Regions from separate parts of the Mus musculus genome. Here regions 1, 3, 4, 5, 6 and 7 are each linked to region 2. Evidence: chromatin loops called from intact Hi-C (ENCODE). Cell type or tissue: left cerebral cortex. All regions are shown on one strand.

Evidence for each region. Hi-C counts contacts between places; a loop is a spot of excess contacts. Peaks named below come from ENCODE experiments on the same cell type or tissue, not always from the same donor. Only the 100,000 strongest peaks of a DNase experiment are listed, where the experiment ranks them.
Region 1: a loop joins it to region 2, with 6 times the contacts of the local background. A loop is called at or near these places in 10 of 42 quality-filtered maps.
Region 3: a loop joins it to region 2, with 9 times the contacts of the local background. A loop is called at or near these places in 4 of 42 quality-filtered maps.
Region 4: it touches region 2 in a loop (2.6-fold over the local background); 2 of 42 quality-filtered maps call a loop at or near these places.
Region 5: it touches region 2 in a loop (4-fold over the local background); 3 of 42 quality-filtered maps call a loop at or near these places.
Region 6: it touches region 2 in a loop (2.8-fold over the local background); 2 of 42 quality-filtered maps call a loop at or near these places.
Region 7: it touches region 2 in a loop (3-fold over the local background); 3 of 42 quality-filtered maps call a loop at or near these places.

What each region holds. Positions count from the first base shown.
Region 1 is chr16:26,232,491-26,236,490 of GRCm38, forward strand. No RefSeq gene overlaps it. Among named protein-coding and RNA genes, the nearest start is that of Gm41436, 17 kb to the right of the region's middle. In left cerebral cortex, a CTCF peak has its summit at 1,836 (motif pointing right); a DNase peak (open chromatin) is centred at 1,837.
Region 2 is chr16:26,775,810-26,779,809 of GRCm38, forward strand. No RefSeq gene overlaps it. Among named protein-coding and RNA genes, the nearest start is that of Gm20319, 22 kb to the left of the region's middle. In left cerebral cortex, a CTCF peak has its summit at 1,533 (motif pointing left); DNase peaks (open chromatin) are centred at 337, 1,073 and 1,610; H3K27ac peaks cover 927 bases.
Region 3 is chr16:26,579,615-26,583,614 of GRCm38, forward strand. Il1rap (interleukin 1 receptor accessory protein) reads left to right here and starts at 2,091. Exons shown (of 11, transcript NM_001159318.1): 1 at 2,091-2,272. In left cerebral cortex, a CTCF peak has its summit at 1,959; DNase peaks (open chromatin) are centred at 1,162, 2,053, 2,384, 2,545 and 2 more places; H3K4me3 peaks cover 2,536 bases; H3K27ac peaks cover 2,116 bases.
Region 4 is chr16:26,544,568-26,548,567 of GRCm38, forward strand. No RefSeq gene overlaps it. Among named protein-coding and RNA genes, the nearest start is that of Tmem207, 20 kb to the left of the region's middle. In left cerebral cortex, no CTCF peak of the experiment used is centred here; DNase peaks (open chromatin) are centred at 1,833 and 2,490; H3K27ac peaks cover 170 bases.
Region 5 is chr16:26,632,640-26,636,639 of GRCm38, forward strand. All of the region lies in intron 2 of Il1rap (interleukin 1 receptor accessory protein), which reads left to right. Among named protein-coding and RNA genes, the nearest start is that of Il1rap, 53 kb to the left of the region's middle. In left cerebral cortex, no CTCF peak of the experiment used is centred here; a DNase peak (open chromatin) is centred at 2,364.
Region 6 is chr16:25,961,788-25,965,787 of GRCm38, forward strand. It overlaps P3h2 (prolyl 3-hydroxylase 2), which reads right to left. Exons shown (of 15, transcript NM_173379.3): 14 at 3,937-4,000. Among named protein-coding and RNA genes, the nearest start is that of P3h2, 140 kb to the right of the region's middle. In left cerebral cortex, a CTCF peak has its summit at 2,254 (motif pointing right); DNase peaks (open chromatin) are centred at 2,257 and 2,629.
Region 7 is chr16:26,640,434-26,644,433 of GRCm38, forward strand. The region is part of intron 2 of Il1rap (interleukin 1 receptor accessory protein); the gene reads left to right. Among named protein-coding and RNA genes, the nearest start is that of Il1rap, 61 kb to the left of the region's middle. In left cerebral cortex, no CTCF peak of the experiment used is centred here; no DNase peak of the experiment used is centred here.

The DNA.
Region 1 (4,000 bases), 540 kb before region 2:
CTCCAAGCATGCTCATCAAGTCATTATTTGCAATTATTTCCACTGTCTGTGTTATTGATATTATGGAGGGTCTTTTACCTCACCTAAGGAACGTGTGCTGTCCCCAGGTGTCCCCAAGGATGAGCACTCTCCTGTCATCCAGCTGTACCCTATTGGGTCTAGTGTCAGTCTGGAGACATTTCTTTTGACTTGCAGGGTACCATGAGCTACAACATCGGCAAGTCTGCCTTAGTCATGGAGCTGGGTGGTGAGAATATTAATCACCACCTGCTACTGTGTCCCCTAAGCTGATTTTCAGAAAATTATGTTCATCTAAAACAGTTTATTTTTTATTTACCAAAGTATAGTACCTGGCTAGTTGCACTGTTTTCAAAAGCCACTGTTTCTTCTTGTGGTTTCAATCTCTCTAATACCCATGCAATACAAGCTGCAAACATGTGCCACCTTATCTAGGAAATTGATTTCGTATCCCAATAAAGTCTAGGTCAAAAAAGAGGCATGTGTGGGTTTCTAAATACAAGAAATCTTTTGAGGTAGAAGTATCCTATGTAATAATATGCTGGGCCAAGTGTGGGTTACTATAGCATGGACTGCCACACCCAACTGTGCATGCAAACTGGGTTCACACCACATAGTGCTTGAGTGGTGGAGCAGGCAAGTATCCCAGATCATCAGTTCCTGCTTCACAAGTTTCATATTCTGTGATGAAAACCGAGCTTACATCAAGTACCATGCATATTGTATTTCTTCTCTCCTGGATTTTAATCTGTTCACAGAGTATAGCTTATGTTTCATTGACTGATGCTCATTTCTAGGAACATCTAGCAATTTTAAACTGTGCTTCAACTTTTCAAAATCCCTTTCTTTGTCGGGTTATTTATTCACCTATTAACAAGTTTTCAATAAAATTTGTTCACTCCCAAATAATTATTTGGGTTTTACCATGGTCATTGCTTGAGTATTGTTGGCACAGGTATTTTTTTCCAGAAAATTGGTATGTAAGTTGTAGTTCTTGTTCCATTAAAAATGTGCAAGAACAAAAATAAATGTGTCAATAAGTAGTGTATCGGTCTAGTCTATCTCTATTCTAGATAAGAACTCAGTAATTGTCAAATGTAAATAGTAAGAGGATCATAAAAAGGTTAAAGAGAAATGTTTTAATAGTTATTCCACTAATGTAAAATCAGGGAAACACAACCGGAGAGATGCCACATATGAGCCTACTGTATATTCCTTTCTACCTTTCAGAGCCAGAAGTATGAGGAAGACATTCCAGACATTCTCTCATAGTTAAACGAGAGCTCCTCCCCTCCCCTCTCCTCTCCTCTCCTCTCCTCTCCTCTCCTCTCCTCTCCTCTCCTCTCCTCTCCTCTCCTCTCCTCTCCTCTCCTGTCTCCTGTCCTCTTTTCTCCCTCTCTCCCCATCTTTCTTTCCTCTCCTCACCTGTTTTTGACAGGTCTCCGTGAATAGATAGAAATGCTTATTTAGATGGTTATCTAATAAAAATTCCTCTATACAATCTATAATCTATAGAGATATTATGTTTGTGGTTACTGGTAATGGATTCCAATAAAATTTACTTTTATATGATCTCTAGTCTGTGTTGTCTTAATAAATTAAAAAGTGACCACGTGTTAACAATACAAAGTGCTTTAATGCAGCTAAAACCAACAGAAATGTATAGATTCTCACATCTCAAACTTGGTAGTTCATTCCCACATTCAGAACAGAGTGAGCTAAGTTTGTTTGGAAGAATGTGACTTCCGGGCTTGCCTCAGCCTGCATCTACACTGCTGTGCTCTGAAGTGCTTGTCACTGCGAATCATAAAGTTTCTGCCAGCAGGTGGAGCCATGGGAACACAATTAGAAGCATACATTGTGTTCCTTCTTCAACCTTAAACCCAGAACAATATATTCCCACTCTCCCTTGCTCCTCCCTCTCTCCTTCTTCCCTCCTTCTGTCTCTCCCACCCTTTCTTCACCTTCCTTCCTTCCTTCCTTCCTTCCTTCCTTCCTTCCTTCCTTCCTTCCTTCCTTCCACCCTCCCTCTCTCTCTCTCTCTCTCTCTCTCTCTCTCTCTGTCTGTTTCTTTCTTCTCTTCCTTCCGTTTCTTCTTTCTTCCTTTTATCCTCCCCCTCTTGTTCCATTTGAACATCTTTCTTCCTTTCCTCTTTGTTTCCTTCTCCATTTGTGGCATTGTTCTCTCTTTATTAAAAGGGAAACTTGTAGAAACATACTATTTTTTAAACATCAAGTTGCCAAAATGAGATTCTTATATTAACCTAACAGTATCTTGGGTGCTGTAGTCTGTTCTGCCTAGGTTCCTAGCAGCAAAACTTTAGGGATTTCAGAAACAAAACAAATCAACAACAACAAAAACCCAGAAAGTTTCTTTCTCAGCTTAGGAGCTCTATGTAGAACAAGTCCCCAGAGGAATTTTCTTTCTTTTGTTCTACAAAACAAGTCTGTTGCTTCCTACCCATGGAAAGAGATAATTAATATGCCAACTATCATAGCTCTGTCCATTTACAAAGATAACTATTTTTCTGTGAAAAGGAAAAATACACAGATTTGGCCCTAGTGTGGTGATTATGATAATGATGGCTCAATAAATATTTCTTAACTATCTTCAAGTTACCAGCAACCATGGTTAAAATGTTATCTCTGATAACTTTTCATTCTTGCGGTTTCTAAAAGGCCTGCAGCATTATAGAAAGCTGAAACTACCAGAGTGGATGGGGAAAACAAACAGCAAAACAAAGCAAAATGAGGAGGGAAGGCAAGAGGGAGAAGCAAAGAAAAGGCAAGGAAATTGGTACCTATAAGGTGAGAGTATAACAGAAATAAACCCCACAGTAAGTCTAAGAGGGGAAGTTAGAATATGCTCTTACCACAGTTTCTACCTACAAGTTATTGGCCAAGCATATCCTAGGGGCAACTGAAATGCCACAGGTTACCACAGTTGCTGTTGGTTATTCACCACAAATAGATTGCAAGAGTTATTCTGTTTCTGTAGACACTACACACTCTGATGCAGGACACACAGAAGTCAATAGTGAGTTGACTGGGAAACTCTTGCTTCTGAAAGATGCTACTCAGGCTACTGAGAGGGAAAAGACATCAATGGTATTATCCTGTACTAGATGCTGCATGTGACAATTACTGACCTGCCAGGCAAGATGTGTTCACTGTTGTGGTAGAATCAAGACTGTGAGCATTACCAACACTATCTGAGTTGGATTTAAGAACTGTTCCACACTAAATAATGCATGTCTCAAACTGGAAACATGGTCCAAACCTATGGCTAGTCATAGGCTCTAGGGGAGAACATATTGATACCATTTTTCTAAATGAATACATTGTAGAGATGCCTGCTAAGTGATTATGTTTATGTCCATGTATTTGTGAGTTCCTGACTTAGGCCAGAAATCTTGCTATAGTGAGTAATGTTTCATACAGAACATTACTGGGCATTCTCTTAATAATAAGTGATTCTGAGTGTTCAGTCTTAGATGTGTCATCTACATCAATTCCCTATCAGACAAGGCCCAGTGAAGAATGTAGGAGCCAGAGGATGGGAGAGGAGTGCTGTGAAATGCTGTTGTCTGGATATGATATTTCCTTTGCATACATGATCACAGAGCATCTGTGGTTACCTACACAAAGCCTGCATAATATTAATCTGGTTATAAATTCCAACATGTAGTGAGAAGAGAATCCTAAGTCACCAGCCAGCTGAGGAGCCATTGGAAATTGGTTGTGGCTAACAGTCACTTTTCATTAGCCACTTGTAGGTTCCTTATGATCAAATGGCTGACCCCACAGAAGTGTGCACATAAGCAACAGTAACTAAACTCAATTGGTTAGAATAAGTAAATAAAGGAGGACATTAAGTTGGGAGGCAGATGTGACAGAGAATCCTGGGGGAATTGGATGGAAAGTAAGAAGTAAATGTGTTCAATATACATTTTATATATAAAATTTTTTTCAAGGAACTGAT
Region 2 (4,000 bases):
CACATGCATGCATGTGTGCATGCACATGCACACACAATCACCATTTATTTATACATTTGACCATCCATGCTTTCAAATGCAATCCAAAAGGGAATCTTGACAGAGTCTTATGTGCTGGATATTCAGACTTTCTTATTCACATTCTATCTTAAAATGCCCTGTTCTTCTGGTTTTGTTTTTCCCTAGACACACTCCCATAGCACTCAATTGCAACATCATGATCTAAAATTATATTCCATCCTTCTTATTTAAGGAATTCCCACACACACATCTGTGCATGTTCCTTAAGACGAAGTGCAGGATTTTTGTTGGTGCATGCTGTGTGGGTTTTCTAAGTGGAGTCCTGATTTGCAACACCTACAGCTTGCTCAGCTCATTCTGATGCTAGGGTGGCTTCCTTCTGTGAATAAATGTCAGTGAAGTCCTCCAGGCAAAGCTGTTGCCCTCACAAGCTGATGAATTTAGTTTGTTCCGGGAATAGACTCTCAACTCCTATATGTAAGTGAGCATTTGGAGCAGGTAAATTAGCTGAGCTACCTTTAGAAGATTAAAAGAAATGAGTCTCACTGCTAAAGGCTAACCATGTTTTGCAATACCTTAAAATGCTTCTTTTGAACCAATTATATACCAACACTTCTTTAGTAGTTGCTATATGGCAGACACGGGATATTTTGCATTCTGTGGATGTTTATGACATAAACTATGAGGCACACATTTTGCTGGTAGTAGGCAGAAAATAAAGACATGTAAAATATATGTATAAATTATTAAGCATGACAGGACAAACCTAAAGAAACCCTGGCAGCTAAAAAAGGGTCAGGTAATTAGTATAAATTAGCAACAGAGAAATATGGGTTTTGGATAAAATAGTGGGTCTAAACCTTTGATGTTTGGGTCAACCCTTGGCTTTAGGTTGTTATTTCTCTTTCGTTTCCTGCCCTTCTCTCCACTGTAAGCTGTTTTGGGCCCATGGAAGAAATGAATTTTGCCAGCTAGCAAACTGAATTGTAAGCGTGCTAACATTTTGTAGTTGTGCATGCTAGTGTTATGTTTCTTCTTTAAAATACATATGTTTTCATAACAGAGTCTTTCCAGTCAATTGTGAAATCCACTCATGTACCCCTCTCTCTGCAGCTCATCCTTGTGTGAATAGCCGGGAGCTCCGGCTCACAGCCGAGGTTGACGTTGTATGCTCACTAAGATCATCCATAAGCCAGACAGGAGTGATGTGTGTGGGACCACATGCTATAGGATAAATGATCTACACTGCAGGTAGCTGGCCTGGATCTGACCAAACTCCATAGCAGAAAATTGTTTTTTCTGCTAAACTATTATCTGCAAAACTATTTTTTTGAAACATTAAAAAAATATACATCAAAGAAAAAAAGATTTATCTTCATTTGGGGCAATACAGTCTCAAATTGTCATTGTCTAAGGTTGTAGGAAACTATGGAGGAACTGAGAAAATCCTGAAAAGAAACAAATGTGTTAGGCTATTTCCTCAGCACATGAGAAACCACGGATAAAAATCTGATCTATCACCATCTAGTGGTCAATATGCTAAAGTTCTTAAACAGCTTTCTCTCTCTCTCTCTCTCTCTCTCTCTCTCTCTCTCTCTCTCTCTTAAATTAGATATTTTCTCCATTTACATTTTAAATGCTATCCCCAAAGTCCCCTATACCCTCCTCCTGCCCTGCTTCCCAACCCACCCACTCCTGCTTCCTGGCCCTGGCATTCCCCTGTACTGGGGCATATAATCTTTGCAAGACCAAGGGCCTCTCCTCCCTATGATGCTGACTAGGCCATCCTCTGCTACATATGCAGCTAGAGACACGAGCTCTGGGGATACTGGTTAGTTCATATTGTTGTTCCAACTATAGGGTTGCAGACCCCTTCAGCTCCTTGGGCACTTTCTCTAGCTCCTCCATTGGGGGCCCTGTGTTCCATCCAATAGATGCTTTCAAAATGAGCTTTATTTTTATTACATAAATAAATGTTCAAAATAAAGTACTTCAGAAACATAGGCAGGCACATTATTCATTGCACCATTGGTACCAGGGTGGGGGGATATCGGGGGGGGGGTCACCCTCTCAGAGGAGAAGGTCGGACTCTTTGAGGGGGCAGGCAGTGATTGGGATGTAAAAAAATTAATCAATTAAAAATAAAATAAATCCACTTTCGGCAAAAATGAACTTCAAAATGGCATTTTTACACATGTACATAATCTGATTTCACCACATCCGATTACTCTTTCTGACCCATCTACCAGCTGGTCCTTGCTGCTGGTTCTCCTATGCAGGGTCCCTTACCCCTTTTATTGGCTTTCCTTTTCCTTTTAAAAATGTTACCTTGATTTTTTTTTTTGCATGATCTAAGGAAAAAAAATGGAACTGCAATTTTTTATTACTAGGTATTTTTAATGAAGAAAGATATTTCAAGTGTTCTGTGTAGTTAATGATGGGTATTAGAGAAATTATAGTTTCAAATATAACTCCTGAGACACACATACAATGGGTTCTGTTGTCACATTAGAAAGAACTTAAAATAAATAAGTTATTAGTTAGTAGTAATATATATTTATTATAAAGATGCTATATGTGACTTTATTCAATAAACAGGAGTACTGTGAATATTTAATGACTTGATGTTATTTGTTTTCAATTGACTGTTGTCTGTAGTTTCAGAAGTAAAATTGAGGAAAGAGTGAGGAGAAACATGGATGAAATGATGGAAAGAATTTTACAGTTCCTCTGTGAAAGATTATAGCAAAAGAAATGGATCTCAGAGTGGGTTGTAGTGGTATATAGGTCTTCTTCCAGGACTTGGAAGACAGAGACAGCCTGGAACTCTGTGAGTTTCAGGACTTCCAGAGCAAACAGTGAAACCCTGTCTTAAAAATGAAGAAGGGAAAAGAGGAAGAGGATGAAAAGAAGTAACAGAGATGGGATGCAGGTGAAGAGGAGGAAGGGGAAGAAAAGGAAGTTATCTTAGACTATAGCAAAGCAGACAGAGAGAAAGCATGCATACTGAGACATTTCATGTGCAGATTTTGGTTAATGAACAAGAGTGAACTGAGGAGATAAGAGAAGGATGAGCTGAAAACTTAAAGTTTCAACCTGTGGACTATCTATTGAATTACAAGCATTCATTTCTAGATTCCTGTCTTATTCTCTTTGGAAACCACTATGAAATTTCTTTTTAAATTTATTTACATTTCTAATGTTATCCTCTTTTCAGGTTTCTCCTCCACAACTCCCCTGTCTCATCCCACCTCCCTCTGCTTCTATGAGGCACCCATCCATCCCCACCCACCTATCTGCTCTTGCCTCACTGCCCTTGGCATTCCCCTAGGCACTGAGCCTTCACAGGACCAAGGGCTTGCCTTCTCATTGATGCCATACAAGGTCATCCTCTGCTACACATGCAGCTGGAGCTATGGGTCCCTCCATGTGTACTCTTTGGTTGAAGGTTTAGTCCCTGGGAGCTCTGAGGGGTCTGGTTGGCTGATATTGACCTTCATCCTATGGGGTTGCAACCCCTTCAGCTCCTTCAGTCCTTCCCCTAACTCCTCCATTGGAGTCCCCACACATCCCCATCTGTATTGGACAGTCTCTGACAGAGCCTCTCAGGAGACAGCTGTATCAGGCTCCTGTCAGAAAGCACTTCTTGGCATCAGCAATAGTGTCTGGGTTTTGTGGCTGCATAGGGGATGAATCCCCAGTTGGGGTAGTTTTCCGGGTGGCCTTTCCTTCAGTCTCTGCTTCACTCTTTGTCCCTGTTTATCCTTCAGACAGGAGCAATTCTGAGTTAAAATTTGGAGATGGGTGGGTGGTTCCATTCCTCAACCAGGAGCCGTGCCTAACCTCTGGATATGGTCTCTACAGGTTCTCTTTCCTCTTTGTGACATTTCTGTTGTGCATGAACAGTCACTTAGCTTGAGAAATCAGGGCATTTAATATTTTTAAAATATTTATTTTAGTGTGTACAAAAAGTGCGTTT
Region 3 (4,000 bases), 200 kb before region 2:
TTCTACTATTTATGTAGGATAAAATAATATGCTGTGTTTGTAAAATTCCTTCCATCTCCATGTTATGTGCAGTTGCTAATTGCCCAGGATAATATCTAGGTCCATTGGCAACTGACATAATCTTCCTGGCTTCTGGGTAGCCCAAGGTAGTTCATCCAGGTGAATGTTTTGGAAAGTCGATGCTTACTGCTTGGGTCCTGACTTTTGTATCTTCTACTTTTAGATTGAAAGCATTGAGAAAATTATTTAAACTTTCTTTACATCTTTTGCATGGCACCCTATCTGTTGCTGTGAGAGTTGAGTGAATTAATATATCTGAGGCCATTGTGATTGATTTATGCCTTCTATTTTGTAGATAACCTACAAAATCATTAGTGTAGTGCTTAATAAGTGTACTACATTAAAAGGAAAAGTTGATGCCTGGAATATGTTTAATGAATGAGGAAGAAATCAAAGAATTTTATTTGTGCTTATCACCAGTAACTTAAAAAATGTCCTAGATCATTTCTTCTTTGCATCAGTGACAATCTTATGGGCATGGAGTATGTGTCAGATATCCATACATAAAATAATAATGTAACGGCTCAATTGTCTTGAGGTCAGGAGACACAGAAGCATCTCAGTTAGTTCTTTTAGGAAGGTATTGCAGTGTGAATATGAACTCTTCCCCCATAGGTTTGTGTGTTGAATAACTGGTCTGTTTCGGGAGAGTCTGGAAATTTAGGTTCGAGCTCTAGTTTGGAGGAAGGAGGTTGGTGCAGCACGGATGTGACAGTTCTATCTGGTCCCTTGCCTTCTTCCTTCCCTGTGCTTTTGCTGGTGCAGAAAGTGATCAGCCTCTCCTCTTCCCACAATGCAACACAAAGGTACTGGAGCAGAAGAGTCAAAGTAGTTGCTTCCATCACTTAAGTTGTCCTTTCAGGTGTTTTGGTTACAGCAGTGTCACGGAAGTGTGCAAGGTTTGAACAGCCAGCATCTTTAGGAAGGCTGACCTTTCTTGGCTCTTATTTTGTTCCCAAGCACACACACCCTTTCCTTTTACACCCCTTTCCTCATTGCTTAATTGCTTCATCTGGGACTCAATTTCTCAAATAAACAAATTAATAAGACACAGTTAAGTAGTTTGAGGGTGGGGCAGACAAGGAGGTGGCAAGGAGCAAGGCCTGTGAGAAGAGACAAGTATGGTTGGCAGATTGCCTTTGTTGGGGATACTCTGAAATGAGGACCGTGTTTGAAGGGCCTTGTTCTCGAGGAGGCTTTTGAACAAGGAAACTGATGTAAGGAAGACCATTATACAGATCCTCAGATGATTACATAACTGCAGTGTATAGTAGAGATGGCAGCTAAAGCTTTTCTAAGGACCCGGTGATAGGAGAATGACGGAATAGAAAATTATTTTCTTCTGTAATCGATTATTCCATTCAATCACCAATGCATTCTTCTTTGTCAGCTTATTCGTCTTGAATGCTAGCTTTTTTGCCTCTCATTATACTAGTGGCTGATTATGATAGTGGACGATACTGATAATGTCCTACTGTCATGATGGGTGCTCTCTTTCCTGTGTCCCCTACTTCTAGCAGAGCAAGATAGGGCTCCTGACTAAGGAGAAGGCTGTGCTGCCGCTGGTTCCTGTTGCTCTAGGAACTCGACACATGGTGGGTTCTCTGGGGTGCAGCCTTAATCGACTCATGGCCATTAGTATGTGACAGGTGAATACACAGACCAAAGGAACCGTAGGCTAGGACCCACTTGGGTTGCAGGACCGCGATCTTCAGTGGAGCACAACGGTGCGCTTAGGTGTGCAGAGGCTCTGGACCTGCTCTGAGTATTTTGGTCTTGAGACCAACCGGCTGCAGGGCTAGCCCTTCCTTGCACGTTCCGCCCCAGCCCCAGTGGCCCACGCGGTGGCACCCAGCGCAGCCTGGCATCCGCCAGCGGGCGGACCCCACGCGGCTCCTCCTCGCGGCGGGCGGGACTGCCCCGCGTGCGGCCCCAACCCTAGCCTTGGGAAGCCCGGATCGCGGGCGGAGCGCGATTCACCGCGTGGGTGGAGTCTGTGACTGGATCCCAGGGCCAATCGCGCGGTGGCGGGGGAGGAGCTCCGGAGGGGGAAAAAGAAAGTGCGGCGGAAAGTAAGAGGCTAGTCGGGGAAGGCTGCCAGCATCTGGCTTTCCTAGGTTCGGCTTGGACCAGGGCGCTGAAAGAGGCAGTGGTCGGCCACCCTGCATCCATCTGGTCGCTGTCGCCGAGCCTGCTGGGCTGGCCCGATAAGGTGAGTCTTGCTCTGCAGGGAGGGCTGGGTTGAAATGGCCAGCCGCAGTAACTCCGGGTAGTAGGAATTCTTGTAGATCGTCTTCCACAACCCTTCTGGTTTACAGACAGCAAAACTGAGACACGGAGCGAGACTGTGGCCAGGCTAAACAAATCACACTACTAACTAGTAGGGCGGTCGGGGTTCGAACTTAGCAAATTGGAGGCCTATTTCGCCCGGGGCTGTGCGGGTTCTCAGGCTTTTGAGGGATCTATTTCAGGGTCCTTGTGCCTAGGGTTCTCAGGAGTGCCGCTGTAAGCTTGAGGCGAGCAGGAGGCTGTGTCCCAGCACACCCACTCCATCACATCGTAGCTCGCAGTCCCAGCTATGACAGCCCTGGGGAGAGGCTGCCAGCAAGCAGCCTTGCTAGCTCCTTTCCTGACCTGCTTTTTTTTTTTTTTTTTTTTTTTTTTTTCTTCTGAGGGACGTTCCTGCCTAGGGTCTCTTTCAGGCAGTGAGTTCAGGAAGAAGGAAGAGACTACAGGTGCTGGCCACCACTCTCCCAGCCTTGGAGATAGCAGGAACTGTTTTCCTTGAGGGGTGGGGGTGGTGGGCAGGACATGGGATGCCTGTCCTTTAGAACAGCTGGTGCCTGAAGCCTCCTTCTACCTCTAAGTCCTAATTGGGAATAGGGAAGCCTAGTTAAAGAGAAAATCAAAAACACGAAAGCGAACTTCTGCTGTTTCCATTAGGAGACAGTTGCTCCCTTCCCTCCGCAAACCCACTGATTGTGAAATTGTGAACCAAGGCGCTACGGAAAACATTAGATGCTTTTCCATGCAATAAGCTATGGTTACCAATAAGCTGAAAAGGTTATCTTCTGTCTGTGCCTTTGCCTTGTGTTGGCTGTGTAAATTTGGGCAGTTTAGCTCACCTTTCTGAGACTATTTCAAGTAGCAAAATGGACACTAGAATGCCCCCTGTGAATCCTAGGGGTAGTTAGGAGGATGAAATAGAACAGTTCAAGTGACATGTTCAGAGTGGTGCCTGGCCTGGCGACTTTGGCAAATATTGCTCTGTACTAATATTGGCTTCACTGGGTTTGAGAAGGGTTATTTTCTACTACCTTGGTGTGACTTTTTTTTTTAAATCTAAAAGTAGAATGATATTTAGCCTTTAGAGTTTGAGCATTTAAAAATATTTTTTGCATTCAATTTTGTGTGTAGGTGGGTACATGTGTGTACGTGTGTGGGGAGGTCAAAGGACTGTGTGTGTGTGTGTGTGCATGCACATGATGCACATGTGTGTGGAGGTCAAAGAAAATTTCTCAGGAATCCTATCTCTCCACCATGTGGGTGGAACTCTTCTGGTGTTCAGGTTTGGGGGCAGTCATCCTTACCTGGCAGGCCCGAGCAGTTCTTTACAGTGCTTTCTAAACATGGTCCACAGGTAGACTCGCTTGATCATTTGATGTTTGAGCAATGCGAATTTCCTCCTCCTTTTGAGGTCAAGCCTCCAGCCTGGGAACTGCCTTGATAGGAGGCATCCTGCATTGGCAAAGAAGGTTTTTAATGTTTGATAAAGGATGAAAAAGACAAGGAGAAGAAGCTTGAAGTTATAGCAATGCCTTCCATTGCCCCAAGCCTTCTAGTCCTGTTCTTTGGTCCATCTCTACTTCATATTCTGTAGCTAATATCAAGAAGCAAGGGGATTTTTGTATATTGTTCAGTAACACTGGGTAAGTTCAGT
Region 4 (4,000 bases), 230 kb before region 2:
AAGAATACAGCCCATCCAGAAGTAAGAAAGCTGGTGTTACAAACAAACAAACAAACAAACAAAACAAAACTCAGATAAGGCTGTGACATAAGCTGAGTAGATAAGTTTCTGCTAGTTAAATAGCATACAATCTAGGAATCACCATGGGGGTTGTTAGAAAAGCATAGAGATTGCAACTCCTTAGATTGGGCAGGGAACCAGGAGTCTCCCCTTTCTCTGGATTTCTTCAGGGATTATCAATCAGCATGCTTGTGGACCCTTTGTGAAAATTTGACATGTAATGTTTTAATGAAGGGTATTGACATACTATGTATAATCTATATATAATAAAATACAGTAATTGAACAGCTAATAACAAACACCAGGCTTACTTTCTGTTAAAATATTCTAAATAGAAATGTTCTGCCTGTGCCTTCCTTATTCCAGGGCAATTAAACACAGTTCTAAAGATCAATAGGAAGATTAGTACATGTGACCCACAAATCCATTAACTGTCCAACACCAGCTCAAAAGACCTCTAAAAGTGCCTACAGTAGGAAATGGATATGGGGTTAGCTAAAACAGGATCTGATAGTATGAAAAATTAGGTCTTAATCATGTGAAATCATTTATGTAATTAAAGAGGTGATAATTGTTAAGGTAGAGAATGGGAAAGTAGAGGGAAATAAATATATGGTAGAAATAGTTTTAGATATAGGGGACATATAATTAGACACATGTAACTGTAATGATGGCTTGCTAGGGGTAAAACATGATTTTTCTGCATCTCTAAATATGTGAAAAGATGCAACATCAGCAAGATTGTGAATCAGGTCTCTGAAAGGAGCAAAAGTAACAGATGTAGGGAGACTTCACGTTAGAGACTTTTACTCTTCCACTAGATCCAAACAATGACCAAAGCCTTCTCTGAGGTACCTTGCCTTGAAACAATACAACAGTTTATTTCTTTGCATCAACCCGAATCAACTACTTTGGAAAAGGTCAGCAGAATAACTGGGCTCAGACATGCTTTTGAAAGTAGCACGTAAGAGCTGCTCTGCACAGATTTCTAATTGCTTTAACTCAAAACAGAAGTACACTGTTTAAGAAATAGAAAGGAAACTCCCTGCAAACTCTAATTGATATCCTCATAGCACTGCAAAGTAATTAAACCTCTCTGCTGCAAAGCCTCTTCCACTGACACCATCCGTTATCGTAAGTGCTTCCAAATCTTAGGAAAATAAATGACAGAAGATTAAAGACAGGGTGAAGAAAAATCTCTTCCCTTTATAGGTAATATGAAGGAATAATTTAATGGCAGTATTCTAGAGAGTAGGCATGTAATCATCTCCAAGAATTAACACATTTATCTCATGATGCAATGACTCCAAGAGAGGTTGCTCGAAGGAGTGACTGAGAAAGAGCTTTGTTCTAAAAAGTTCTCAGAAAGGTGAAACATTGTATCTACCTGTAATAAAACTGAGAAACTGACATTTTTCTTAATTACTTTCTAAGTGATCTGGTTCTCCTGACCGGTAATTGGTTTAAGTAACAATTTTTTAAAGAGAAGTTTCAGCGGCACAATCCTTAGAAATGAAGGTTTGTTTTTTTTTTTTTTTTTTCTCTGCCAAATCACATTTGTCCATGTTAGACCACCAGCCCAGGACTTCAGCACTTTGAGTGTATAAAAACAGGGCATGTCTTGTGAAGGCTACAGGAAAGGAAGGTATCTGAAAGAGAAAGGCAGTGTTTAAACGAATGGTAATGAGCTCAGAGGAGCAGCTTAATCATCTGCCTACCGTGGGCTTCTATGTGGATGGTACCAAAGGAGCTTCATTTAATGAGAAGATTTATCTTCGATGCCTGTGTAGGGAGAGACAGACGATCTGACATTGTTTAAACAGACAACATCAGAATGCAGGGTTTTAACACTGCTGTATTACAACAGTGTTCAAGGAATCTTTTAACAAATACATTTAAAACACATAATCTAAATCCCCTTTAAAGGGTACCTCACATTAATCCCTCAGCCGGGGTTCCTCATTTTTATAGCATCATTTATCACTTTAATGTAACATTAGTTTAGCAGATAAAAGCCGTGGCAGAAACCCTGAACTGAAGGCTGGAACATTAATGACTTAAGCAAAAAGGAAGCACTTGATAGACCAGGCAGAGCTCCAGTCTTTCCCTTGGGTTATAATCACAGATGCAGAAAGCAACCACTGCTGTATAAATAATGCTGCGACTTGGTTGATATTGGCAAGACCAGACTTATTTGTAACACTAAAGGGTAAACAACAAAAGGTTTGACAAACTGACTCAAGAGAAAAATGTGTGTGTGAGTGTGGGGGCAGGGAGTTCTGAAGGAAGGAAGGGGGATCTGCAATTCTCTGTTTCCTCAGCAGGGATCTCTAATACAGAAACATAAAGAGTCATAGGGGTGGAGTGCAGAGATACCAGAGTGCCCTAGGAGTACAGATGGAAATGGAGAGTCACCACTTCCCACTGTAGCTGAGGCTGTAAATACTGCATAAAACAGACATGGCTGTGGGTGTAAGTGAAGTTCAGGGAGGCATTGCATTCCATTTTGCAAAGAAGAATCTTAGTAGCCATGAAATTTCCACTTAGCTTTCAATTTGTTTTTCACTTGACTAAATCGTACACCTGGTCCCCTCCCTAACTTTCAGCACGCTATCTGGTGAGAGTCATTGCCTTCCTGAGATCATTGTCCGCATCTATAAATGAGGCAGAGACAGGGTTGCTGAGGCTGGCAGTCTCTAAATGGGCACTTTAATCCCCTGTGGATTTGCCTTGTTTATTAATGGATCTGATACATTTTTAAGACATTTATTTTTATTCTATGTGCATGCCCGTTTTGTCTGTGTGAGTGTATGTGCATGAAGGGTGTACAAGAGCCAGAAGAGGGCATAAGATCCTCTGAAACTGGAATCACAGGCAGGTGTGATCTGTCATGTGGTCCTGGGAACTGAAGTCAGGTTCCTTTGCAAGAGCAACAATTGGTGTTAACTGCCTAGCCACCCTTCCAACTTCCTTGTCCGCAGGCAGTAGATAATTTTTCAGTGTTCTTTGTAGTGGTAAAATCTTTTTGCTTCCTGTGGATGGAAATCTAAAGTAGGCAAGGAATACATCTTGTGTAGGTGCTAGGTCCTCGAGGGCAGAATATTTGCGTGTTGGATTAATAGAATCAGAGGCTTATACCTCCAAGCTCTGAAAACTAACAATTAATGAACATGAGCCTCAGAAGCCAGAGAGCTCCAGATCTAGGTGTCAGGGCTAAATTTATTGCTCTTAACTCCTATTGCCTGAGGCCAGTCCTCAACAGCTAGTCTAATAGTCAGGCTTAGGTGACAGCCAGCAGTAGTATTCAGGGCCAGCTAGTGTTACAGCTCTCCAGGTTGTATTCTGGCACACTGCATCTTTACAGTAGTTGGTGGTGCCACTTTTGACCCATCGAGGCTTGACAGCTTCCTGAAATTCTTTCAGTGAACCTGGCCATCACCCCCTGCTTTCTGTCTAGTTCTGCCCTTCCATATACTTCCATCTTCCCCGTCTCTTTCCTCCACTCTCAACTCTGCAACACACACACACACACACACACACACACACACACACACACACAGACACACACACACACACACCTCTCAGGAACTTTCCAGCCACCCAGTCAAACTCTTGCTGCTGCTGCTGCTGCTTCCTATCACAAGCTCAACCTTTCATATATATGAAACCAGTAAGCAGGCTGGAGAGATGGCTCAATGGTTAAGAGCACTGACTATCTTCCAGAGGTCCTGAGTTCACTTCTCAACAACCATCTGTAATGGGATCAGATGCCCTCTTCTGGAGTGTCTGAAGATAGTTACAGTGTACTCCTATAAATATTTCTTTTAAAAGAATTAATTACATTAATCATGAAAAAAAAACAAAGCCTTTAATTGGCCTTTAATGTTACAACACCAGAGGGCAACACAGGGAGTCTCCTGGCAGACAGAAAGCTTAATAG
Region 5 (4,000 bases), 140 kb before region 2:
AATTTGTCCTCCTAATTTGTAACTTTCTTTGGACTCCTGGTTTATTTAGTCTCCTAGAGAAAATGAAATTTCTCTTATCTAAGGTGTTTTGACAGTCATGGTTAGATACTAAGTGCCTCTTCAAATTTTTTTACTGTTCACTCAAGATAAAGAATGATGAAAGAGGGAGAGGGAGGAGTATGAAGAAGAAAGAAAACCAGATCTAAACCAAACCAAACCAAAACATAACAAAACAGGAAAAAGAAGAGAAAGAGAGAAAGGGAAAAATAGATTTAAAAATAAAGATACAAGGATAGTGTTCCTCTGAGGTATCTGTAGATTGATTCAAATCTACCTTCATGGTTTTTGTTTTGTTTTTTTTTTTTCAGATTTTTGAAATCATTTTAACTACACTGAAATATTCAAATTTATCCTAAGCTTTTCACTGAATAGTTTTCTTTTTGGAATATTAAATCTTTTTGTTTTTTTTAAAATTATTATTATTATTATTAAACATTTCTTATTTCTTGTGTTAAAATGATGGGAGCATATTTATTTTGTAGATTTTACAGGGACACTGGGTGCCCCTCCCTTCGTGAGAACTGTCTTGGTCTCCAGTGAAAAGGCTCTGTCAGTCAGGGACACTTTCCTTCTGAAAGAAATGGATACAGAGATTGACAGACCCTAGAGTTCTGCGTGGCCTTGGAAGTCCTGATAGAAGAGGAGTCAGTGTAGGACCCTGGATCATCTTTTGTATGTTTGCATTTTAGAAGCAAAAGTAATCTGCTATTGCTTATAGTTGACACTGGCAATGCAGTCTTTGCTAGGGGCGATGTACTGATAAAAGTTCTGTATGCACTGTTTCTACTGAGGTCTAGACAGAGAAGGTAGCTTTGTCTGGAGAATAGTCGAAATCCTGGAAATGGCAAATGGAATAATTAGTAAATGGAGGTGTTGGAAGGATCCCTCCCTCTCATTATGTATCATGTCAGAGAGATGCTAAGGGGCTTTCAGGAAACACGGGAAGACAAGGCTATTGTTCTTAGCTGCTTCATTAAAGCTTTGATATGGCAACTTTCTAGCTTTAAATATCATGTTATTAAAAAGGCTCTTCCTGACATTCAAAATGAAGCAATAACTGATATTGGCAGCAAGAGCCACTATACATATGATACTGAAATGTTTAACCAGTAGAAGAAAAGGAGATCACGTTAAGTTAAGCATGGCTTTAAATGTATTTAAATATGGGCAACAGCATTTGTGTGTGTGTTTGTGTCCCTCTCTGTGTGAGTGTGTTCTCTCTCTCTCTCTCTCTCTCTCTCTCTCTCTCTCTCTCTGTAAGAGAGAGACAAAATTATATGGAGACAAAAGAAATAAAATTATTTGAACTACAACATATATAATATTATGTAAACCAACGGCTGGAATAGAAGGATGTTTCTTCTCGTCTTTACCCATGAGGAACTCCAGGTTCGGAAGAGCAAATTAATTATTCTAAGTTCACTACAACTAAGGAAAAGCAAAACACTATTCATTTTCTTTCTTTTTTTTTTTTGGTTTTTCAAGACAGGGTTTCTCTCTATAGCCCTGGCTGTCCTGGAACTCACTCTGTAGACCAGGCTGGCCTTGAATTCAGAAATCCACCTGCCTCTGCCTCCCGAGTGCTGGGATTAAAGGCATGTGCCACCACGCCCGGCCAGTATTCATTTTTCAAGATGGATAGCATGTGAATATACCATGACAGCACTGAATTTATTTAATGGAGATACTTTTGTTTTCAAAATACACCAACCAAAGGTACATGTCAATAATTGGAGGCATATAAAACATGTTTGAAAAGGAATTTCCTACCAGTGAACAAAGCAGAAAACATAGATGTGCATTAATAATGCAAATTCCCTCTGAAATGGATTTGTCTAGCTCATCATAGGACATATGCAGCAGGTTGTGTTTTTTCAGATTGAAGTTAATGTTTTCTAGTCAATGAACATTTTCTAAAGGCCACAAGAACACACTTGCACTTGAGTCCATGAATGGTATCTCAGTATGGGCCCTGTGGGTTTGTGTGGAGGTGGGACTGTTAGCTCTAGCATGCATCCTCTGGGCTCTTGGGCTAGCCATTTCATGTCCTTCAGGCCAACTCAAAGATGCTCACCACGGGGCATGTCTTTTCCTCCTTACTGACTACTATAGAATCTGCCCCTCCTCCAACTTGCTAAGGAACTTAGTCAGGGGTTTTAAACATGCAGCTCTGATTTTTTTTTTTCCCAGTAAGCATATAGTTCGAGAGAACTCTTTTCATTCTAAAAATGACAGTTCCTTTCTGCAGACTTTGGCAGTGATCTCGTGTGAATTTTCAAATTTGATTGTGGTTTCACTCCAAGTTCTGGGTTATTTCTGATGGAGTTGGAATAGTTTATGCTTCTCAGAAACTGTCATTTTTTTATGTAGCAGCAAAACAGCTAGAATTGTCACCTGGACTTGGACTTGGCAAGTGTGCAAAACTGTGCTGGGGAGATTGTCATCTCTCTGTTCTCAGGTAGCCTAATTCACTTACCACAGGCTTCCCAATTCAAATCCCAGCACATCAATGCACTCTTCTTTTTGATCCTCAAAAAATTTGCTTTCTCAGTAGATCATCCATTCATTTCAAAACATGTAATACTATTTTTTCATAATATAATAAGTATCTGCTCGATTTTGAGACTCTCTTATTATTAATAGAAATAGACTGAGTATCTGTGGACCCCAATCTGTGCTCACTCCCCCTCTATACTCCTTCTCCCTACCTTTAAGGAGCTGGAACTTTATGAAATATGAAACTCTTCTGCTCAGCAGGTGCTTTCAGACCACCAATTACATGCAAAGCTTTGTATAATGGAATTGTGAAAGCAAATAAGGCATTTTGCATCCATCTGTCCATCTATCCAATTCTGCCTGCTTCTACTAATTAGTAGGGCAGGGGTTTTCTCGGGTCTCATTGTGTTTACAATCTTGGGGATAGGTTGAGGCTGGAGGAATGAAGTAAATAAAGAGTTTATAAAAGTTTCCCAGAAGCCATCCACGGATGGAAAGCCATCCATCTTGATGGAAAGTCAGCTGTAATCATACTTGATTTGACTGGTCACCAGGACACAAGGATTTCTTTAAGAAGACACCGTTCTTCTATTAAGAGCTGCAGGATGACAAAGATCTGCTGTGTGCAGTGTACAAGGAGTAGCAGTGGGCCAGCTGCCTGTGAGGGGATGGATGCCACCAGACATGGGCTCACTCGGTCAGTGTTGCTGGAGCTTCAGGAACCAGGGGTAAAGAGTAAGGGTTGAAAGGGAAGTATGCAGGACCCAGGGAATATCATAGGTGCTCTTACAATTTCCTTCAACAAAGTGAGACTTGAATATGTGCCTCATATCATTGATCTAAGTTATTAAGAATTTGTGCTAATATATTACACATGGACAGGAGAACATTTTGGGTTTTCTTCAACATGATGGACAAGATAATTTAAGTAGTCCCTTTGGAAATAAAAAAAAAAATGTGTAGAAATACTGAATTTTAAAATAAACCTGTTTTGCAATGAATTCTTAGATAGGTAAGATTACCTTAGAGGCCCAAATTGAAGTCAAAACAGGAATCCAAAAAGAGAAGTTAGCTCTGTGGCTGGTTGATGCCTAGCTAACTTTCAGTCAATGAAAAAGTATATATTTGGACATTTAAATAATTTCCCTCAAAATAAAATTCTTACCTTAAAGTTTACACTAAACTCAATTTCATTAAAATTTCAAATGTGAAACATAAATTCCTTAGTGTATTGGAATCAAACATTTTATGAAGTTGGGATTAGGAGTAAAAAGGTTTCCTAACTACATCATCAAAGTTAGATAAGAATTCAATATATTTAACAATGTAAAGATTTGTAAATCATGAATCAGACATCAAATCAGTCTGAAGTAGGGCTGGAAAAATGGCTGCTCCTTGAGGGCACCTGGCTTCAATTCCCAGAACGCACATGGCAGATCACAAC
Region 6 (4,000 bases), 810 kb before region 2:
TTGTTTGTTTGTTTGTTTGTTTGTTTGTTTTCTTGGTGCTAGGGATAGGGTCCAGAAGCTAAGCACATGCAAGGCGTGTGCTGCAACCCTGAGCTGCCTCCCCATCCAGTTTTGTTTCTCAAGTACACTACCCCAAACCTCCGGTCTTCTGCAAGCCATCCTCCCTCTCTTCCAGTGTTCCTTGTAGTTGGCTCACATATCCTGCATTTGTAAATAGTTCGTCTAATATCTACTGTTAAGTCAGTTATGTTATTCTATTTTTATATAGACTATATATAAAATATAGCAATAGGTGTATTGCTGTTGTAATAAATCTGATTATTTACACACCTTTGCTTATTTGCAGTCCTTTATTCTTCTTTTAGGTTGTAAAAAGGAGAGAGAAGGATCTCATTGTCGTGGTCACTGAAATATTTCCAGTGCCCAGAAAACCTACTACCTCTTGTCAAGGGCTCTATTATATGAAAAGAGAAGTATTTATGGGAATGAAGGCCTAGAGTGCATCTCCCCAGGGATGCTCAGCTTATAAATCTTATTGCCTACATTTAATTCCCAAATTAAACCTTCCCTAACTGATTCTTTATGTCCCTAAGTGATCATTTACTGCAGACAATTCTTAAAAAACTTGCCCAGTTGTTTAATAATGTGGGTCCCTGTTATCATCTCTCTGGCTTGACATTAAGTTCCATGAAAGCAGGAATTTTGTCCTGTCCAGTTTCTGTTCCCCTTTGCCAGGTCCTAGTACAGTTTTCAGCATACTAAGTTATAAGAATAACTGTGTTCTGACTTGAAAAGAAAGCTCTTGCCAGGTAGGAGCTGGGAGTTAATAACGATACAGGCAGAGATACTAAATAATGGAAAACTGCATCGTTACATCTGAAAGCATGGGGCTCAGCAAGCTGACACACATGCAAAGCTTTCACATTTGATGACCACAAGAAACTCTCAGTACATGCTTCTCTTAAGAAGGAAGAAACCTATATAACCACCAAACCCAGACACTATTGCATATGCCAGAAAGATTTTGCCGACATGACCCTAATATAGCTATCTCTTGTGAGGCTATTTCAGTGCCTGGCAAATACAGAAGTGGATGCTCACAGTCATATATCGGGTAGAACACAGGGCCCCTAATGAAGGATCTAGAGAAAATACCCAAGTAGCTGAAGGGGTCTGTTACCTGTACCCCCCAGAGCTGTGTCTCTAGCTGCATATGTAGCAGAGGATGGCCTAGTCGGCCATAAATGGGAGGAGAGGCCCTTGGTCTTGGGAAGATCATATGCCCCAGTACAGGGGAATGTCAGGGCCAGCAGGAATTGGTGGGTAGGGGAGCAGGGTGGTGGAGGGTATAGGGGACTTTGAGGATAGCATTTGAAATGTAAATGAAGAAAATATCTAATAAAAAGAAAAAGAAGAGGGAAGAAACCCAAGTGCTGGGACAGATGTCTACAGACCATCTAATATCTTATGTATGTATGTATGTATGTATGTATGTATGTATGTATGTGACTGAATACTCCCTAAAGATTCTCTCTCTCTTCTTTTCTTTCTTTCTTTCTTTCTTTCTTTCTTTCTTTCTTTCTTTCTTTCTTTCTTTCTTTCTTTCTTTCTTTCTTCCTTCCTTCCTTCCTTCCTTCCTTTCTCTTTCTTTCTTCCTTCCTTCCTTCCTTTCTTTCTTTCTTTCTTTCTTTCTTTCTTTCTTTCTTTCTTTCTTTTGATCTCTCTCTCACACACACACTGATACACACACACACACACACACACACACACACACACACACACACACACATAACACATATATATGATTTTTTATTTTTTGAGACAGAGTTTTCTCTTAGTTGCCCTGGCTGTACTACAACTCACTCTGTAGACAAAGCTGGCCTGAAACTCAGAAATCCACCTGCTTCTGCTCCTCAGTGCTGGGAGTAAAGACATGCACAACCATGCACCATACAGTAACTTATATAGAGAATCTGCTACTTTTCTTAGACAGGTTTTCTGAGTTCAGAAATCCTAAGTTGGTGTTTAAACCAGGGATTCACAAATTTTGTTACATTATAGAAGCACCTGGGAAGTTTTAAACTCCTGGTACTCAGAAAGCTCTGGAAATAGTTAGATACACACATCTGAAGGTGGGAATCAGGCATTAGTGTTTTAGGGATCAGACTCTCAGGTGATTCCTGGAAGTTTATCCAGAGTAGAAAGTTTTCAACTAGCAATTCTACGAGGTGCTTGTCAGTTCCTACTCTGACCACTAGATGGCACTAAAGCCTGCACACTGGAGAAGTTTCTTAGTACTTTTCCATGTAGCATAAACACTGGTGTTGAAGTGTCTTGAGTAGGAAGGAGCTGTGAACAAGTTATGTATTAACTTTTTTAATAAAATGCTACAATTTATTGTGATGGAGTGGCGGATATAAAATTAGTACTAAAGTAGGGTGCCGAATTTTCCACAATTTGCTGTCTAGACCTTTGCATAGAGCAATGGTGCTGGCATTTTGTAGATTAAAAACACAGGGAAAGAGAAACTACAGGGGAAGGAGGATGCGACACATCCTAGAAAGTTATCTGGCCTCTGCTAGGTTCTGGCCATTGGTGCCTTTTTTGTCTTTCTTTGTGTCTGAGCTAGTGCAAGCTGTTCTTACAGCCCCGACATAAGATGCTACTGAGGTGCGCGCCTTTCCTGGCTGCCGACCTCCCCTGTACTTTTCTTCTGTTCATCTTCTGTTCAGTTCTGACCTAAAGCCCTACCTAGACGTGAAGAGAAAGTGTTTTGAGGGTGTAGACAAAAATAAAACGTTCTTTTCAAACTCCTGCTGCTGCTGCTGAAACTGGATTTAGTTTAGCTTAGAAATTTAAAGGGAAAACTATGCACATCATTTTAAGGCTAGAATTTCGGGGGCTGGGAGATGACCTTGGTTACGATGCATAGGGTCCTTTCAGAGGCCTTGTTTTCAGTTCCCAACTGCCATGTCTGGTGGCTTACTCCAACTCCAGGGGGATAGGTGTCCTCGTCAGAACTCCACTTACACTCACAGATGTGCACACACAAACATAATTTAAAGAAAGAAAGCATGTTTAGCTCTATTTAGTGCATCCCTTAAATTCCAGCACTGGGGGCAGAGGCAGGAGGATCCCTGTGAGTTCAAAAGTAGCCTTGTCTACATTGTGAGTTTCAGTACAACCAGTTCAACCTAGAGAGATGCTACAATAACAAGAAACAAACCTTTAAAGGTGTAAAACACTTTATCGACATTCAGCTCTTCAGTAGACTCTGAAGTCATCAGTAGACTTCTGTGTCAGCTTCAGATCTACCCTTAGTGACCACCACACTCAGTCTCTTGAGCTATGGTGACGCTCTGATGGATATTTTTAAGCTGATGATATCACTGAGTCAAGAGAAGGACTTGGAAGGTACTCCCTAAAGGAAATGGACTGCTTTCTCCCTGGAGTTTCTATTCTGCCTGCTGGTCTGAACTGCAGGGCTCTTGACAGATTGAAACAGTGAGTGTCCCGGACACTTCAAATATAATGTTATTTTAAAATTCAACTTAATAGTGTAGCAAATACTAATGGTCTTCCAGGTCTCTTTCGTCTTTCCCATGCATGCTGCATGAACTAGTCAGAGTTGTTTGAATGCTTTTTTAACTTTACTCATGACCAGGAGAAAGTCCCTGTCTGTCTGTCCGTGGTCCACTGGTACCATGGTACAATGGTGCCAGTGAGTTCAATAGTCAACATTTGCTGTGACAACGAAGATGCGCTAGTGGATCTATTTCTGCACATGTCTTCACAGTTAGAATTCAACTGGGTACAAAACTTCCTTCCCAGCCCCTCCGCTTTCCCCAAATCTTACTGCAAAAGCCACTACAGACTTAGGGATGATGCAAAGGACTTTACAGAGTAGTCAATCCAGAGAGCCTGGTGTGGACTCACCAGTTCTCGGTAAAGAGGGTCCAGTGTAAACCATAGTGCCACAGCACAGCGCTGGCCTCTGGTG
Region 7 (4,000 bases), 140 kb before region 2:
CTGGCCCATTGACCTTTCTCCTGACAGGCCTTTGGGATTCTATACCATTTGTCAACTAAGGACATCATCTATTTTTCCCCAAAGATGCCATGTATTATAAACATTAAAATCAGGCATGTTGTCCTTATCATTCCTAGCACAATCTAACTGTAGAACATCCCATGATTGTAGGAAACTTTCCACTTATAAAACACCAGTCCTTCCTTGTAAGTTTTCCCCTACCCTCATCCAAACTAATATAATTTAATCTAATTTCTACCTCTATAGATTTGTCAATTCTGGATCCTTTTATAAATGGACTTTTGTGATAGTTTCATCTAGTACAGTGTTTTCACTTAATGAAAAGTCTCCCAGATAAATAATGCTTAACAACTTTTTATTAGCAGATAATACTCTACAGTATATCCACTGTCATTGCTAAGCCACAGGGTTGTCTCTGCTGTGAGCATTTGTCTAATCTTCCCTGAAGACATGTACTCTTATTTCCATTGGAGAATTGCTGGGCCATGACAACTTCAGCTTTAACATTTGAATAACTATCAAATTTTTCACCAAGGTGACTGAGTGTTTTACTGTGTATGCAGGGTTTGTTTTTTTTTTTTGTTTTTTTTTTTTTTGTTTTGGTTTTTTTTTTTTTTTTTTTTGAGACACAGTATCTCTCAGTATCATAGGATGGCCTTGAATTTTCCATGCACCCCAGGCTGGCCTAAAACTCATGGCAATCCTCTGTCTTATTTTCCCAAGTGTTGGCATTATAAACACAAGCCACCATGTTCAGCTTTTTTTTTCCTGTTATTACTGCTATAAGTGCTATGTTTTAGCTAATGAGAAGTTAATATCAGGCCATAAAATGGGATTCTTAATGTAAACTACATTTCATAAAAGAAAAAATATATGTGAAGGATGTATAGCTGACTTTTGTTGTTGGCTGTAGTGATCCATGCTACCATGATGCTGCTTTCTGCTCCCATGGATGGGGATGCAGATAGACATGTATACTTATCTGAAAAGTAAAGCAGAAAATGATTGTGCTGTTATGTCTGAAAGCTTTCTCTTACCAACAAGAAGCAGCAGATACTCAGGTGACTGAGTCAGGAGTTGGACATCATACACTCAGGAGATGATAGATGAGTAAGTATCAACCATCTTGGGTCGAGATTACAGCTGAGAGTTTACGATGTGTTTTCCTATTATTAAACCATAGCCCCGAAAGGACTTGTGCTCATTCTAAGAATTTCTTTAGTTAGCACTGTTCTAAGAGTTCAAGGGCAGGTAATAGCACGTCCCCACTCAGTTGCCCAGTGCAATTCTGGCCCCCTTGTTCTCTGCCACTTTTCCTTCTCTGGAGGACTCCATGTCAGTTCTGACATACATTCTTCATCTGGGACTCTAGGACAATTGCTAAAGACCAGGGTATTCACTAAGACAGGAAACAAAGTAGGCAGAGTGATGGAGGACTCTCCTGTGTTTTTCTCCCTCCCTCCCTCCCTCCCTCCCTCCCTCCCTCCCTCCCTCCCTCCCTCCCTCCCTCCCTCCCTCCCTTCCTTCCTTCCTCCCTTCCTTCTTCTTCCTCCTCCTCCTTTTCTTTCTTTCTTTCTTTCTTTCTTTCTTTCTTTCTTTCTTTCTTTCTTTCTCTCTCTCTCTCTCTCTCTCTCTCTCTCTCTCTCTCTCTCTCTCTCTCTTTCTTTCTTTCTTTCCAAATGTCTTCTGCTATTCCCTATGATTCGTGAATAACACCATTGCTGCTATTGTATTCACTTTAAAAATGGAAAGCAAAAATGTAAATGTGGACTACCATAAGAAACATAACATATACCTAGTGCAGAAGTTCAGGTCCGACAGTGACTCGCTAGGTGTCCTTGGGTAAGCTACGTAGCCTATCAGAATCCATGTGTCTTTGTCTGTGAGACAATTCAGCTCCTTTTGACTCCACCTCTCTAGGATGCTAAAATGGAAATGTTTTTGAGGTTTAAGAGCCTCTGAACCCTGCTGGTCAGATGGCTCAGTGGATAAGGGCGCTTGTCCTCATGTCTGAGCTCAGCTCCTAGAACCCAGAAGGTGGAAGGAAAGACCCAACTGGGACATTGCCCTCTGACTTTCACATGCAGGCACCATGACTTGCTTTCCACCCAACCACCAAATAAGAAGATAGAAAAGAAAAGGAAGAGCCACCGAACAAAGTCCCTGTCCCTTTTCTTTCTCTTCTCATCTGCTTGTCACATCTCTCATGTGACTCCATCCACATCTTTCCATCTTAGCTCATCCTAGTACAAGCCACAGTATATTGCTATTTGACTGACTTTCTACAGTACTTTCACAGGCTTTTTTTTTTTTTTCTTCCTTACAATCCATCTCTACACAAAAAAACAGCTAGTCACCTAGTGAAAATATTTTGGACTAACCATGTCTGCTGATAAAAATTCTGATAGTGTTCTTGCTGTTCCCAGAATTTTATTTCCATTGCCTCTGGCTCTTATGAGTATGGGTTCAGATTCTTATCTGGCACTTCAGTAACTTTATGTTTCACTGTGTATTTTTTTAAAGTCACACTCTGTGTGTGTGTGTGTGTGTGTGTGTGTGTGTGTATCTCTGAGTGAGTGTGTATCCATGCATGGTACACACAAGGGTACACTTCTCAGAGGACAAGTCAGATTGTCAGGCATTGCATTAGGTGCCTTTACTGACAGATCCACTCTCCGGCCCCTTTCTGCTCATTCTGTCCCACGGGCTTCTTTCAGACATCCCGATACACAAGTTCATTCTTGTTGGACGTTGTTCCTTCACATCTTCACATACATTTCTTTAAACTTTGCTTCTCACCCTTAGCTGCCTCAGGAAACACATGCTGTACCAACAAACACTAAAAGCTCAAAATTTATGAGATCTCTATGTGAAGCCCTTTAAACTGCCAAGTATTTCCTCATGATACCCATTCAAAGAGCAATCGGTTTTTGATTGCCTAGGCTTTCCTTATTTGGTTAATTTGTTATATAACGTCAGTTATTTATTGGATGAAAGCCCATAGGGGCCAAGCTCAGTTTATCCACCTTTAGTGATAAGCAGAGGCTTTGCTCTGTAAATGCTTAGTAAGTACTTCACCAGTCAATGCACTGATATAATATATGGCAGTGATTTCCCTTCTTGTGCTAGCTATGAGATCATTTTGTACAGAAATACATGGCAGACATGGCAGGCCATTATGAGAGGGCACAGACGTCCATGTTTTTGCAGTTGTTGATCTCTGCTTTCAGGTGGGCTCACTCAGGCCACCCTATACTGACACACCTTAATCTGTTAGACTTCGTGCTGAGCACTGTGCAGAGTGAGCTGCACCTGGTCCTTGCCTTTACGTTCACAGTCTAGCTGGGGAATCAGCCACATCCTGAAATAGCAATTATACAAGGTGGAAAGTGGTCAGGGTTATAGTAGGTCCAGAGAAAGCACTATAGAGGTTTTGAAGTGAGAGAAATTACTTCCAACTGAGAGCAGACAGCTATGTCTGGAGGTGTAGTGTCCAATTGAGGCTTTAAATGATGGTTACAATTTTACTCTTGGAGATTGTGGGGAAAAGGCATTGAAAAATGTCCCTGAGCAAATACTTGCCCCATTCTGGTTTTTACAATTATCACCAAGTATTGAAATGCACTTTGAGATTTTGTTTTTATTCTCTTTTTTAATTCATATTTACATGTAATAAAGAATTTTTGTGTATGGAGTTTAGGGATTTTGACAAATTAATCTAACAGTAATAACAACTACTACAATTGGGGTCATGATAGTTTTCACCACTTTCCTTAAGTGTTTTATTCTGCCCCTGGTTGATCACTTATCCCCAGTACCCAGAAGCCTCTGATCTATTTTTCTGTCCCTATGATTTGGAGTTTTTTAGAATCTCAGCTATGTGAGTTTCTGTTGTTGTTGTTGGTGGTTTTTTTGTTTGTTTGTTTTGTTAGTTAGTTTGTTTGTTTTGACCCAGCAGAATGTACTCAATGTAGATCCA